Regions from separate parts of the Mus musculus genome. Here region 2 is linked to region 1. Evidence: chromatin loops called from intact Hi-C (ENCODE). Cell type or tissue: left cerebral cortex. All regions are shown on one strand.

Region 1 (8,000 bases):
TCCTAAATTATCTCCCATAGCTACTGTTATCCAACTCTGTCTGTTTTTCCCTTGTGTATTTGTCCATAATCCACGTGTTCATTCTAGCTCCTGTCCTCACTACTGATCTGTGTTTTGTTGTTGTTGTTTTTAAATATTATGTCTATGAGTACACTGTAGCTGTCTTCAGACACTCCAGAAGAGGGCGTCAGATCCCATTACAGATGGCTGTGAACCACCATGTGGTTGCTGGGAATTGAACTTAGGACCTCTGACAGAGCAGTCAATGCTCTTAAGCACTGAGCCATCTCTCCAGTCCTGATTTGTATTCTTATATTTTTGGTTGTGCACCTAGCTTTTAATGGCTGAGCTATCTATCGCTCCAGCCCCCTGATCTGTATTCTTATACACATCCATCAGGAGATAGGATATGTAGGTGTAGCCATAAAATCCAAATTCTTCTGTTTGTCCATGAGGCATTCAAACCCTACATCCACATCATTTACCCAGTACTACTCCGTACAAAGGGATGCTTTCTAACATCCCAGCCGTCTGACTGAGCCTGTGCCTCTCCTCGAACCTTCCAGAGTTGGCTTCCTGTTGCTATAACAAACAAACATAACCAAAACCAACTTGGAAGGGTTGTGGCTTCTACTTCTGGTTCACAGTTTATCACTGAGGGAACGCGGCAGAAACTCAAGTAGAACTGGAAAAGACCACTGCTTATTGGTTTGCTCATCTACCTTTTTAAAAACAACCCAGGCCCATCAACCCAGGAATGGCCCAGACCACAGTGGGCTGGACCCTCCAGCAACAATACATGATTAAGAAATTGCCCCACAGAAATGCCCACAGGGCAGTTTGATGGAGAGCCCCCAGATCGAGCTTTCCTTTCCCCATGTGACTCAAATAGTGTATGAAGCTGGCAAAAGCCAGCGCACCAACTGTCTAGCTTTACAGTCTCTGTGATGGTATATTTGCGTTGCTCTCTCATAAGTCACCACTGTCTACTGTTCAGTCTTAAGCTGCAAGGGTGTCACTAACTTTCCATATCCACATTGTAATTGTCCAGCAAGGAGTCTAGAGTTTCTCAATACTTCCTGCACACACACCAGTCCTGTTCCATGCCAGCTCTCTTCTTTCTTGGGCCTAATTTTCCTATTAGATGTAATTATGTATGTGCATGTATTTGTATGTCTGTGCATGTCTGTGCTTGTGATTCAAGGAGTCCTGGGAAGCCAGTGGTGTCCCCAGTGGTGTCCGAGCTGGAGTTACAGGAAGAGGGGGGTCACCTGACCTGAGCACTGGGAACCAGACTCCAGTCCTTTGTCTGAGCAGTATGCACTTTCCCAGCTGCACCCACATCTCTAGCCCCTGATTTTCCTATTTACAGTCTTCTCTTTTTACATCTAGTGGGATAGATTAGTTCATGGCTTTTAAAACTTTTCCTACTCACTATGTAAAGTTTACATGCACATAAAGTAGAATTACAAACAAAACACTTACTGATAATAAATTATACAGAAATTTATTTTAAAATTCTTTTGATATACATATAATTTTACTACCTGTTAAATAGGAAAGCAAATTTACATACTAATTAGATGTGTTTATCTGACATAATACCATCCAAAGATATACTATTTTAATATTTATCTGCTGAGAAATGGAACCAGGAAAACATTAGGTCTGCTTTCTGTAATGAAACGATTATTTCTGTAAGACCAGAAAACTGCAATGTACAGTAAAAAAAACTCTGCAGTTCATAATGAGAAGTCCAAAGCCTTGGGAATAAAATTTTCATTTCCTGGGAGGCACACTGGGTTCCCCAGGAGTTGCTGACAATGGGCCTTCAGTCAGATGGCCCTGACTTAGGGAGGCTAAGTCTGGAACTGCTGGAGGCCACCTAGCTGGAGGAGATAACAAGGCCAGAACAGAGCTGGTTTCCAAAATTCTTTGGTCTCAGCAATTACAATGAAACTAGGTTAACAACCAATCAGAATTGTACTAATGTTACTGCGTTGCCCCCCTATTGGAGGTTACCTAATCCTTCTGGAAAATTCTCTTAGCCCTCCATTAAAGGGGTCCATGAGCCCCTCAGGTGGTTGCCGTTTTGATAAATGGTTGGCCCCTGAATGCTGGTAATTTCTTCAGTAAACACTCTTCTTGCCTGTGCATCCTATTTGAGTCTGGGGTCTTCCTTCAGCTATTCTTGGACCCTAACAGGAACATATAAGTTTCAAATCTGAACAGAGGTATTTCAGGCAGTTTGCTGCTGTGAGTTGGTATAGTGGTGAGAACAGTGAAAGCTGTGTGAAGTTATCATGGGTGAATATTGCCCGAAATTTGTCAGATTCACCCCACCGTTTAAATTATGAATCAAGTTTTGGGTGTGGAGAATTTATCATGACTCTCCCCACCCCATTATGGGGCCATGATCTTTAGTTAAGAAACTCTGGTCTACACAGTTAAAACACAGGCTGAAAATACCCCCCATTCTAGTGGCATATTATCAGATTGTCTCAGTCTATCCTTAGTACCTGTCTGCCTGGATGACTTTGTTAGATTACTTATTTACTGAAGACGTTTTCAAATCGATGTCATCATTTGGTAAACTGTAAAAAACCAAGTAGGCTAAGGAAGCTAGGCAGGGCTGCTGGAGGACTCAACCTTGGGCTCACCTTTCCCGTCCTGCAAATAAACACTACCTGTTCGATGACAGGGATGTGTTAGTGCCTTAAATCACTTTCCAAACGCAAAATGTTTCTTTTCCATGGGCCTGTGACTTGCAACTACACTTTAAAAAATGTATGTGCCTGTTTAGTATACCCGTGCCATGTGTGTGTAGGATCCTCTGGAACCGGAATTATAGTAGTTGTGACTGGCCCAACCAGGTGCTGAACCAAGCCACCACCACCCAGGCTTGGTTAGCCATTCTACCTAAATCCATTGTTTGTTTGTTTGTTTTTTTTTTTCTTTTCTTTTTCTTCTTCTTCGAGGAAACAGGGTCTCTCTGTGTAGCCCCTCCTGTCAACAGGTTGGCCTCAAACTCAAGAGATCCGCCTGCCTCTGCCTCCCAAGGGATGGGATTAAAGGCGTGTGCCACCACCGCTCGGCTTGAGTTAAAACCGTTTGAAGATAATGAGGGCTTGTGAGATGGCTGAACAGGAAAAAGCGCGGACGACCAGAGTTCGGTTCCCGGAGCCCAAGGTGGAAGGAGTAAGCCCTCAAGTTATTCTCTGAACTTCACTCACGGAGCACGCATACACAAGCGCGCGCTAGATAATACTTAACATTTTAACATTTAATAAAGGCAGAAAGAGGTGTCACAAGAGTTCCTGCCAAACGCAAAAAAAAACCTTGAACTTCCCAACTTAAAAAAAAAAAAACAACAAAAACCAACCACTTGTATCATTGCATCTCAAAACAACGCACCAACGTTTCTAGAGAGCAAAAGTGTGCTCACTTCCATGATCCATCGAGCTTCTGTGACTCAGGCTAAGGATTCCGGGTTTCCTCCCGGCACACCGGCTCCGCGGGAGGGAGAACACCTTCCAACCGTCCCCACCGAGGGCACCAACTGGTGCGTCGCAGGGCGCTCGAACGCCCCAGTGTGACGTCCTCCGGACCGCACCTGGGTCCAGAGGAAGAAGGTCAGAGGACGCAAGTCTTCAGGAGCAGCCGGAGGAAAAAAAAAACAGGCTGACTTCCTATGACCGTAAACGCCATGGTGGAGCAAGAACGAAAGGCTGGGGAGCAACAAGAGCTACACATCCCACGCTACAAACAACGCACCACGCCCACTTCACATCGCGGATTGGTCTTTCCCGGCCACCGTCACGCGCATGCTCCCTGAGGGCACTAGGGTTTGGAGAGGCCCTGCTGGTGGCATACTTCCGGCGTTGCACTTCCGGCCTGTTGGTGGCCGCGTTTGCCGAAACCCTGTATCCTGACACCCCGGTGGCGCCTGGTCGTTGCCTTCTTGGGCCTGGCGGTTGCCGAGGGATTTGAGGGGCGGGAATCGCGGAGACGCGTTTGGATCCTCTAGGTGGGAAGCAGGCTCTTCCGATCGCGGCCTCAGGGGCGCCGAAGGCTCACACCCCTAGCCATGGACTGCAGTCTGGACAGGATGGCTTCGGTGGTCCCCGGGCAATTTGACGACGCGGATTCCTCAGACAGGTAGGCGGCCGGTGGTGACACAGGGACTCCTCCGATTCCGCCAGCTCCACATTGGGCTCGGGGAGCTGACAGCTGACGGCTTTGGATTTTTCTCGGGGTGAGCAGCTTGTGAAAGCTACCTACCTGTCAGTGGGTCCCGGGACGTTTAGCAGAGAAGCAAGAGTTGGGGACCACTGAGGAAGGTGGGCCTTTTTTTTTTCCTTTCTTTTCTTCATACAGGCTTCCATACACAGTGAGCAAAAGTTTTACCTCTGCGAGTATGATGAACAAGACAAATCAAGTCACTACTGTCTTTTTGGAAAGGAGGGCAAACCAAGAGGCTAGCACCTACAGCGTAGCGGAGAGAATTGAGGCAAAAAAGGGAGGCCAGCCAGGTCGAGCCTTCCAAGTGACTGTGAGGAGTTAAGATCCTGTTCAGGTCTTACAGGCCAGAGGAGGGCTTTTGCAGCGACAGAGCATCCGTCATTTGATTTATGAATTAAAGGAACTGGTGAGTCATGTAGAAGATGTTCGTAGAGAGGAGTGGAGCAGAGAATCAGTAAATAAATAAATAACCAGCTTCAAACCGGATGGCTCCTAGAGCTGCTGTCGTAGAACGACTTCGAGGTAGCAGTGTTGAGGTTTTGTGGTGAAATTGGATGTGAGGTCCAAAAGCAAGCAGTGACGGAAAACTTCCCGTTCAAAAGAAAAGAGAATTTACACATAGCCATTTTGAAACAACAAAGAGTTTTGCGTACCTTATAGTCAGGAAGATTTTATTCATCAATTGTGAGCGGTTGTGATAAGTATATATATTGACCACTCTGTGTGTCAGATCGAGTGGTAGGGAAATATTGGTGACTACCGTTTTGATTGCCACAGGGGTTGGCCTCTGCTAGGGGAGATAGATATTCACACGAGGTAAATTATTTGAATTAAAATTGGTGAATAGTACAAAGGAAAAAAATGAGTGATCAATAACATATGGTAAATAGAGGGTAAGTAGGGCTTAGCCGGAGATGTTGGAGATTTCCAGCCTTCCACTGAGGAATGGGCACATCATCTCAGAGAAATCCTTACGGAAGCGTTTAAGTGGGAAGAAGGGACAAGCTTACTTTGCCCACAGGCCCCATACACGCAGGATATTGTGAGACTGCACCCATGGTCCTCTGCTGGATCTGATTTTGCCATTGCACCAATCCAGAGACATTTTTATATGTCACACCTGGGCTGAGACACTAGTGGTATCTGGTAGGTAGTTCCGCATAAGACAACCTCACAGCAGAGGATTGACTAGTTGAGAGCATTCACATAGTTGTGCCTTTAACATACCTGTCTAGATTATTAGATTTGTAAGTGAAGAGTAATTTATGTATGATACTTATGAAGCCCTAGTAAACTGCAGCTATCAAATGATAGTCTCCTTCCTACTCATGCCCGTGGGCATTTAAAGCCCTGTGGGCTGTAGCCAATTAATAAATTGGAGTTGACGACTGAACTTATTTAAGACCCATTGGGGGCCAGGTGTGGTGGTACAGCGTCTTTAATCCCAGCACTCTAGAAGCAGAAGCATCTGATATTGATGATTTCAAGGTCAGCTCTAGCTTCATAGTGTCTTCAGGGCAGCCAGACCCAACAGGGAGCTCTGTCTCAAACAAGACTAAACAACAAAGGGGAAGGGGGTGGGAGAGGCGGGGCGGCCTGAGGTGCTGGGGATTAGGTCTGTGGCAGAGTGATTACCTAGAGAGGGAAAGGCTCTGGGTCCTCAGAACTAGAAGAAAAAAAAATGGCTCTTTTTATGGTCAGGTGAGGTACACACATCTTTAATCTTAGCACCTGGGACACAGAGGCAGGAAAGGTCAAAGCTAGCAACACTGAATTGAATTTTATTGAATTTGGTGGTAAATATGTTTTGTTTGGAATGTACAATGTTTTAAAAAAAATTGAACCTGGCAATTATGTGAAAAAAATTACATAAATATTGAGTGTTTTAGCTTCTTGAAAAACTAGGAAGATCAGTAACAACAGGGTCTGCATCTTTTGTGAACCTCTCCTCCCTTTGGCTGTACTTTTGTCTCTCTAGACCACTTCTCTTGATAGTCCCCCCTTGTTGTCCTATACTTGGCCCACTTCACTGTGTAGTCTTGGGCCTCTCCATCACTGCTTCCTTTTATAAATAAAGGTGATTTGGAGTTATTTGTGTCTTAGGAGTGTCTTGCTACGGCTCCTGGTATTACAGAGAGTTAAGGAAAGGCAAATTTTGATACACACACCCCTGAAAGTAGGTGTATGAATGATTTGACTAGAGTCTGGTCTTGTGCACTAGTCAGAGTCAGTTCATTTACCCAAGATGATAGTGTAAATTCTAACTTGACTTAAGGCAAAAGCAAAGCCAACACCCACTGACGGTACACGGACGTGGAGAATAAAGCATTGCTGCAGATGAGGAGACAGAGAACTTGATGTTAAGAAGACGGAGCAGATTGGGGAACGTAAGGTGTGTATGTGTGTGTTTTTCCCTTTGGAGGATGGATAAACATGCCAGAACATTCTTGTTCCTAGTGAAAACAAAGAACTGCAGCCAATCCATGCAGAAGATGGCGGCGTTCTACTTAAAAGCCTCCAGAATGCTGCAGCAGAGGTGAAGGGCGACGCTGAGACCGATGAGGAAGACGACTATGATGATGATGATGATTGGTACTTGGACGATGCAACTGGAAAACTCACCAAGGGTTGTACCTGGAATGGCGGCAGTAACTATCAGGTGTGTAAGGAATTCTGTAAATCTGTGTTATCTGCTTGTCTGTGTTCCAGTGTGTGTGTGGGGGGAGAGGGGGACAGGCCGGGTGTCTTCCTCAACAGTTCTCCACTTCATCTTTTCTTTATGTGTGTGGATGTGTCTGTGTGAGTGTATACACATGTGTGTGCACATACCTGTGCGCATGTGGGGAAGGCAGAAGTGGATACCAAGTCCCTCCCTTGGAGCTGGAGTTACAGATAAATAACTAAACAGGGATCCACAACATCTAAGCAGGTTCTTATGTGTGTGCTGGGATCCAGTTCCAGTCCTGACATCACTGAGCCTGAAGCTCACTGTTTAGCCAGCCACTGGCTCATGTCTTCCAGACACCCTTCTCTCTCTCATCTGCCCCAGTGCTGGGATCACAGATGTTTGCCACTGAGTTTGCCTTTTTATGTGGGTGCTGAGGACTGAACTTAGTTCTCAGACTTGAATGAGAATAATTTATGGGCTGAGCCATCTTTCCAGGCCATGTAGTTTTTTAAAAAGGCTTTGTGATTCTGTAGGATATATTGTCTTAGAGCCCTGGCTTTTACTGATTTTTTTTCTTTCTTTGTGCTTTTCATATTTCTCATAATTTCTTGTATTTGGATTCTTTCAATAATCAGTAAATGTTAATAGTTACTGAAGTGTCATAAGATGAATGAACTTAAAAATATACAAAGGAAAAGCCACAACTAAACTATTAACTGTAGACCATTTATGGAACAGAAATGGGGCTGGGAATGTAGCTCAATAGTAAAGCATTTGGCTGGCGTACAAAAGATTCTGGGGTCTGTTCCTGGCTTCCCAGCACAGCAGGGGGAAAAATATTGAAACTCATTGGTAACTAGAGAAGTGTAGCTGAGCTGGTGGTACAGTACTGTAGCCCCAGCTACCTGTGAAGAAGAGGTTTAGAAGGATCCCAAGTTCAAGGCCAGCCTGGAATACAAAGTAAGTTTTGGTAACTCCTATACTAAGTCACTGGTGAGACTGGATAATTTCATCATGGACTGTGTTACACTGTATATATATATATAGTACTGTTGGCTACTGTAACTGTTTGTTCCTGGTGATTATAATA
Region 2 (8,000 bases), 600 kb before region 1:
AGAAACTAAACTTTCCCTGACTCTTTTTTAATATTAGAAACACCTTTCCCATTCTTCACACTTCTGAATCTTTCCCAGTCCTGAAGCCTCTCCTGGGTTGAGGCTCTAATTAAACCTAGAGAATGTCCTAGAGGAGAAAGAAACGGAGGCACACTGGCGGCTCTCCAATATTCTAAATCATCTCTTCCCGATCCACCTACTACTCGTCGTCATTTTCTGGAGTCCTCAAACGGCTGATTTACATCCATTATGCCCAGACTTTATAACCCTTTTGGGAGCAGACTCAGAACTGAGTTCACCAGAACCCTACAGTCTAATCAGAAGGATCTTTTTAAACCACAAATGTAGTCACACCACTCCCCTGTTTCGGGTCTATAAAGCACCTGCTCTTGTGCCCCTAAACCCTCCATGTTTGCCCTGTCTCCTTTTCTCTCCAGCTTCCGGCCATCACTGTCTTGTCCTCAGCATTATTGCTGGGCCATGTGCAGCTCCCAGCACACAATGCATCTGAGAGCCCCAGCACACAACACCAGTGGCCTTGTCTAAGATGTGCTTTGCCCTTCTGTCCCTGGATACTGTCCCAGAAATCTCAGAAGAAACCACAATGGAGTCCTCTTCCAGTCAAGAGTTCGTAACACATTCTATTCTAGACTATGATCATCGTATACAAGCAACTGTTTAGTCCCCAGCCTTCGACACTAGCCAGTGAGCACCATGAAAGCAGACATGGTGCTTTTTCCAGCTTCTAATAGAGAATCTAGCACATGTTGGCAAGTGATGACCTATGGAATTGAATCTAAGTATCAGCAGTGCCTTGGGGAAGCAAATGCCCTGCTCCCAATGACATCCCTCCTCTGCTTATGTCTCTGATAGCAGGTTGCCATCATTCTTAGTTAACAATAGGCCCCCCACTCTGCATCTGAGATTCTACCTTGGATCCTGCACATCTGTCTCAACCATCAGGTCTTCAGTCTGTCTTTAAACTCCTAGAACAGAGTGTCACTCCCTGAAGTGACCACACAGTGACCTCAGGCAATACCTATGGGGTTGCATCACGCTCATTGCCCATAACACCCGAGAGAAGCAGCCACTGCCTCCTTTGACTGGTTCCATGATAACCACAAGATACTGGTAAAGTGGACAAGAGACTTCCTGGCTCACTTTACCCCCGATTTCCATGCCTTCTACCCCTCTAATCCACCCACCTGATTGGATGAATTGTCCAACAAGAAGCTGGTACACAAAGCATGGAAGTCATAATTTTCTGGTAACTCCTTTTTAAAATAGAAAATGGTTAGGATTCATGTCAATAATGTATATTAGGACTAGCACAGTCGGTTAACTATGGATGAGAAGACAATGAATATTACAAAACAGCTAGTAGAGAGGATTTGAGATATTCTCAACCCAAAAAATAATTACTCTGTGAGCTGGTAGACACGAGACATGACATCACACTCTGAGCTCATGTATTGACATGATCCATGAATATGAGCAATCCATGTGTCAATCAAAAGTTTTAAATACATGCCAAGTGTCAAAGTGTATTTTATTTAACCCAGCTCCTCGGAGTGTTATCATTTCAGTATGCAATCAAGATTTTTGTAAAGTACTGGCAAGCAATATCACATTTTTGGCTTTGTATTGACTTTAAATTGCAGTCTGGGACCTGGAAAGATGAGTCAGCATTTTAAGAGCACTCACTACTCTTACGAAGGACCCAGGTTCAGTTCCCAGCACCCATATGTCCACTCACAATTGTTCCTAATTTCAGTTCTAGGGGAGTTGATGCTCTTTTCTGACCTCTGCTGGCAACACACACACACACAGTGCACATACATACAAGTAAGCAATCATACACATAAAATAAAAATAATTCTTTTATAAAAACTTATAAAACAGAATCCTGGGCTGGAGAGATGGCTCAGCGGTTAAGAACATTGACTGCTTCTTCCGGAGGTCCTGAGTTCAATCCCCAGCAACCACATGGTGGCTCACAACCATCTGTAATGGGATCTGATGCCCTCTACTGGTGTGTCGGAACACAGCTACAGTGTACTCATAGAAATAAAATAAATCTTAAACAAACAAACAAACAAACAAACAAACAGAATCCTCTGTGTGTATGTGTGTGTTTAAAACACACACACACACATATATATATACATATACACATACATATATATATGTGTGTATATGTATTTGTGTGTGTGTGTGTGTGTGTGTGTGTGTGTGTGTGTGTGTGTGTGTGTGTGTGTGTTTGTCTTTTGAGACAAGTCCTCTCTTTGTAACCCTGGCTGTCCTGGAACTTGCTCTGTAGCTGGGCTCCAACTCAAAGCTTTGCCTGTCAAGTGCTAGGATTAAAGGCACAACTGTGGTTTTATTTTATTTTAACTTGGCACCTTTGTTTTATTTTGTGAAAGGGTCTCTATGTAGTTCAGGCTGACCTCCTCCTCACCTGGTAGGCAAGGATGGCCTTGAACTCCTGGTCCTCCTGCTTCCACTTCTGGAGGGCTGAGATTCTAGGTTTACAGTGCCTGCCTAGTGTTGTATATTTATAACATCTGCCACTTTGGTCTAACCCCATTTCAAGCTCTCAGTGGCCACAGGAAGCTGGTAGTTGACACCACTTTGGATAACACGTGACTGGAGGTTAAGCCCTATAGATAGCAACAGTAACTGCCAATCATTACTTTCTGCTTACAATGTTGCTGTGTGCTTCCCGTTTGCCTCCTACTCCGGGCTTTGGGTGCTCATCAGACTTAATCTTTGTAGCAATCCCTGATCCAGGGACTATTTAAAATCGATACTGTAGGAAACAGTCTCACAGACTAAGAATTCACCTATGATAGACACAGGAAACTGAGCAGCAGAGACAAGACTACAGCCAGACGCCCAGCTGGAGTCTTCTCGCTTCTTAGCATTGCTAACCAATCAGCAGACCTAGAGAACTTGATAACTCTAGGTTATCAAGGACACACCGAAAATACATATATTGACTGAATGTATCATGAACAACATAATCAAAGAGGCTTACGTTTTGACTTCATTTTGCTTTTCCAGGATGCACTCTGGCCAAGCACCCTACCACTGATCTGCATGGCCAGCCCAACCCAAATGCTTTGATGTGTAAATTCATGTTTTGAGAGTGGTAAGGATAAGCTTACCCTTTCGGAAAACACCCCTCCCCTTTCTGCTCCTTTTCTCTCTCTGACCCCTTTCTCCCTCTCTCCCCTCCCTCCCTCCTTCCCCCTCTCTCCACATGTTCCTGGCCAGCTGCTGCTTTCTTCTTCTTCTTCTTCTTCTTCTTCTTCTTCTTCTTCTTCTTCTTCTTCTTCTTCTTCTTCTTCTTCTTCTTCTTTTTCTTTTCTTCTTCTTTTCTTCTTTTTCTTTTCTTCTTCTTCTTTTTCTCTTCTTCTTCTTCTTCTTCTTCTTCTTCTTCTTCTTCTTCTTCTTCTTCTTCTTCTTCTTCTCCTCCTCCTCCTCCTCCTCCTCCTCCTCCCCTCCCCTCCCCCTCCTTGTCCTCCTCCCTCTTCTTCTCTTCTCTTCTCTCTGCCTCCTCTCTTTCTCTGCCTCTACTCCCTTCTCAATTCCCCTTCTCATGCCCCCAAATAAACTCTATTCTATACAAGAAAGAAAGAAAAAAGCCCACCCCACCCCACCCATACCAGCACAGGGCTAGGAGACTATCAAGCCACAGAGAGGGCTGGGTTTATTATGTTCCCAAGCTCTGGGAGCTTCATGGAGGAGTAGCTTAGGGAACGTTGGGTTTCTCCAGAGTTGACAGACAGTTAAGGGTAAGAGAAGCCCACTGTAGTTTTAGTCCTCGTGCTTATATTTATCATTCAAGGATAGATGAAAGATGCCAATAAATACTCTTATCTAAAAGATAGTTCTTGGCATTTCCCTTTCACGCTACTAAGAACTTGTAAAACAGAGCTGGGGAGAGGTAATCAGGCTTCCGTAATTTACCCACCAAGCCCATTGCCCAGTAGTTCTCCAGTTCTACCAGGAGATGGCAGTAGTAATCAACGACAAAATCTTGTTGCTCGGCCTCCGGCAGCTTCTCATTGTCCTGTGGACATTTCCTGCATCTAATCTGATGCTTATGAAAACTATTTCCTCCTTTCAAAAGCACAAGCCCAAACAGAAACTAACCTCACCCTACAGATAAAGGATGTTTGTGCCTTTCCAGTTGTCGAATCCTCCCAACTATGGCTTGACTGTCAAGTATTTTCCCAGCAGCTACACGTTCGGTCCAGGAAGCAAAGCAAAAGATGCCGAACTTCCTCTGAGGGGCAGCACCCATCCAGCCACTACTGCGATCCCAACTCCGAGAAGTGGAGCGCGTGGAAGGATGCTGCGTGAATGACCAATTCTTTTTGCTATGAGAACGACTTTCCCAACACCCGAGCAGCTCAATCCAGATATTTGTCCAGATGCAGCACCCAGCTGTCTTTGAGCACGCAAACACAGGTTTCATGGCGTCCTTCTTGAGAGATGGCATTAAAATGGCTATTGCTGACACGCTGCAGAACAGCGGTAGGGCAGCTCAGACAGGGAAGGTTTGGAGAAGCCACAATGAAGTGTCCAGACAGAATTAAAAGTTTAGCGTGAGGGTGGGGGAAATCACATAATCAAATTAAGAAGTGATAATGGGGGAGTGGAAGGCAAGAAAGTCTCTATCCTTGAGTCTCAGCACTAGGTCGTGCTTAGAGTCTCTGATAGTGTATATGAAGAACCCTGAGGAAAGTTTAGAACATACTCGGTCTCCTTTCTCACCTGCAGGCAGGAAGCAGCTGGACGACCAGGGCGACTTGGCTTTGGGATTTGGAAAAGCAACGAAAGCTCTGGAAACTCCATTTCCTCATTTCCCTGCATGTTAATTAGAGATGGCAGTCCCGAACTGGCAAACGGTCAGGAGGCAGAGCAAACTGGCCGCCCAACGATGTTCAAGCCAGATAGTTAGAAACATAGATGATTGGACTTTCAATTTTGAAAACCAGACTTACAGAAATATTTTCAATAATTATACAAAGAAGTCCTATATACCTTTTAGAGGTTCTCAGAACAGTAAGATGAAAGCAGGATGCAATAATCAAGATCAGAAAATAACATTTACATGGGACTAGTATTACCTAACTTTCAGACCTTATTTAAGTGTTACTTGGTGTCCTTTTCTGGCTCAGGATGAAACAATGAATCTGTTGTCTGTGTCTCTCAAGTTCTCTTAAACTTGAAAGTTGCTGGGTCCTTTTTTTTCCCTCGTGACCTTGACACTTCCCAAGAGTACTACCAATCTTTTGATGAACTATGTCTTGGTTTGGGTGTGCCTGAGGTTTTCTCTTGATTAAATTCAAGCCAAGCTGTTGTGGCAGGAGTCGGACAGGAATGAGGTTCCTGTACATCGTATTGGAAGGCTCTCGCTGCTGACTTAGCCATTACTAGTGATCATTTTGGCCTCTTGCTTAGGATGGAGGCCAGCAAGGTCCTCTGCCGTAGTGTTACAAACTGTGTAAGTGTCTTGATCCTTAGCGTACCTTTGCCCTCTAATTTTTGCATATTCATAATCTCTACCTAAAATAATTACTACCCTGGTATTTACCAAATGGCATTTTTATTGTTATTGCTACACAGATTTGTACTTGAAAAATACATTCTACTGATTCTGGGATGTGTTTTGTTTGTTTGTTGGGGAGTTATCTCACTGAAAATTGGTCCCCAGGCTTTGCAAGCAAGTGAGCTACCACCAAGCTACATTCCCTGACTTCCTGATTGCTTTATTAAATATGTGGAGAAATATTGTGCCTCCCAGAATGTTTAACCCATTTCCATTTTGTGTTTTTATTATTTTACATAATGTTTTATTTCATGTCTTAATAGGTCTTATAGGACATTGAGATTATTCCAAGTGTAGTGCTAGTTTGAAAACTTACTGGACATTCATTTAAGCCCAAAATCTTATTCCATCACCTGTAATATTAGCACCTATGGAGAAAGAGAGAGAGAGAGAGAGAGAGAGAGAGAGAGAGTCAGAAGCCCTACCCTAGCCCAGAATCAACTATCATTCCATACCGTCCCTCCCCCACCTCACACACCCACCAGACTTGCTAAGACTTCGTTACTTTAGCGAAGAATGTCTGAGACCCTCTTCTCTCTGCATGAAAATACATCACAGCACCCCTGGAGAGCTTCTCAAATTCTGTTCCTGGGGGGGGGGGGTGGAGGGTGACGGGTAGATTCCAGTCTCCCCTAGAGCAAGCCTTTCCTTTTCTTGTAACCGGAGAAAAGTCACCTGCTGTCTTGGATAAGCATCACTAAGGGGTGTTGATTTCCACAGCACCAGAAGCGTCCGATTTAAGGGAAGGGTTGAAACAACACTTCAACCGCAGGAAGAAGGGCCTGCCCAGGTCTGCGGGGAGGTAGGAATTTACCAAAGCCACCCAATGAAAAGCCACTGGTGATGAACACCGATTTCACACCTATTACCTAGGGGGATGGTCTTTAACCAGTCCTGGTGTCATTTGCAAGTGAGCTAAGCAGATATCATTCAGCAAGCTCTGCAGTGTGGCAACCGAGCTCTTACGGGAACTTGTATTGTTTTCCAAAGCCGGGTAAGAGTGTGTCTGCCTTCACGGACTCCACGAGGCAGGAACAGAGCAGGACAGCTCAGCTGTCGGGGTACAAACTGGAGTAATAATAACACCTGTGCGAATGTGGCCTTCTGCGCCTTGCACTCTGAAGTAGGTATGGAATGTGGTTTTTAGAACAAGGAGGTTCAAGAGTGAGTGTGATTGCAGGACCCCGCCCCCTCAAAAGCCCAGGGGGGAAAGTCTGTGCTAGCGGGAAAGCCTTGTGCATGTGGGGAAACTGAGCCACATGCAGAGTGGCTACAGGACTGATGAGGACTGGAGGGACAAGACGGAAGATTCAGAGAAGCCCAATCTATTGCTGAGAACCGAGGGGTGTTGTGTAGAGGAGTGTTGGTGTATATTCATGATACATTGCAATGGCTCGCACAGGAACATCTTCACAGCAGTCTGCAATGTATTTTGACCACGGTCCCCACGTATCCCCACGTATCCCCACGTATCCCCACGTATCCCCACGTATCCCCACATATCCCCACGTATCCCCAGGTACTGCTTTGTCTTTTCCTTCCCCTCCTCCCTCTGTTGCCCCTGCTTAGCCCTAGTCGGTTTTGCTTCTTCTTCAAGTAATACATGTAGTCACAATTGTGTCTACTGCTATAAAATCTAGGCTCCACAAATAAGATCATCTGTAATATTTGTCTTTCTGGATGTAATTAAGTTTGTACCCCTTACTGATATCCACATACAAGCATTTTCTTGAAAATGGGGTCTTCCTCTTCTTCTTCTTCTTCTTCTTCTTCTTCTTCTTCTTCTTCTTCTTCTTCTTCTTCTTCTTCTTCTTCTGGCTGAATCCCATAGAGTGGAGCCACCAGTCCAGGAAAACAAACAAACAAACAAACAAACAAGAAAATTGACGCTTTTTCCTTTCAAGGCATGCAGCATCTACTGCCAAGACCCAGACCAGGAGCTATAGAAGACTCGGGAAAGCAGAGAGAATTGATGGGAGGAAGGGTGTGGGGTCCATGGATGTGAAGGGTACAGCTCATGAGAGTCAGAAAGTCATAGGGAACTGGAGAGGAGATGCTTGAACAAGACGTCCCAAGTGTCACGCCCCAGGTCAGAGAGCACCTGTTAGGGAGGTCTCTGCTTTAACGCCATTTCCCAGAAACTGGAGGCTCTCTGCATCCTGCTTTCTTGAACTTGGGTTCCCTCAGAGCCCAGACAATATACCACTAGCCCGGAGACAGTGGAGACAACTCGGTGGCCATGCTCAAAATGGCAGCGCAGATCAAAGGACTGGAAGGCCCATGGGGAACATCTGCTGTCCTCTAGATCACCGCAGAAACCAAAGTTCATCATAAGGGCAGCAGGTACTGATGTTTCTTTAGGCTCAGGTTTCACTTGCAT

The links. Hi-C counts contacts between places; a loop is a spot of excess contacts. Peaks named below come from ENCODE experiments on the same cell type or tissue, not always from the same donor. Only the 100,000 strongest peaks of a DNase experiment are listed, where the experiment ranks them.
Region 2: a loop joins it to region 1, with 3 times the contacts of the local background. A loop is called at or near these places in 8 of 42 quality-filtered maps.

Annotation. Positions count from the first base shown.
Region 1 is chr13:38,033,374-38,041,373 of GRCm38, forward strand. It overlaps Cage1 (cancer antigen 1), which reads right to left and starts at 3,564. Exons shown (of 13, transcript NM_027724.2): 1 at 3,446-3,564. Riok1 (RIO kinase 1) reads left to right here and starts at 3,616. Exons shown (of 17, transcript NM_024242.3): 1 at 3,616-4,158; 2 at 6,700-6,901. The coding sequence starts at 4,088. In left cerebral cortex, a CTCF peak has its summit at 3,906; a DNase peak (open chromatin) is centred at 3,810; H3K4me3 peaks cover 2,269 bases; H3K27ac peaks cover 1,205 bases.
Region 2 is chr13:37,430,214-37,438,213 of GRCm38, forward strand. It overlaps Gm4035 (predicted gene 4035), which reads right to left and starts at 4,908. Exons shown (of 2, transcript NR_167664.1): 1 at 4,783-4,908. In left cerebral cortex, CTCF peaks have their summits at 1,735, 2,032 (motif pointing left), 4,011 (motif pointing right) and 4,212; DNase peaks (open chromatin) are centred at 222 and 4,129; H3K4me3 peaks cover 929 bases; H3K27ac peaks cover 467 bases.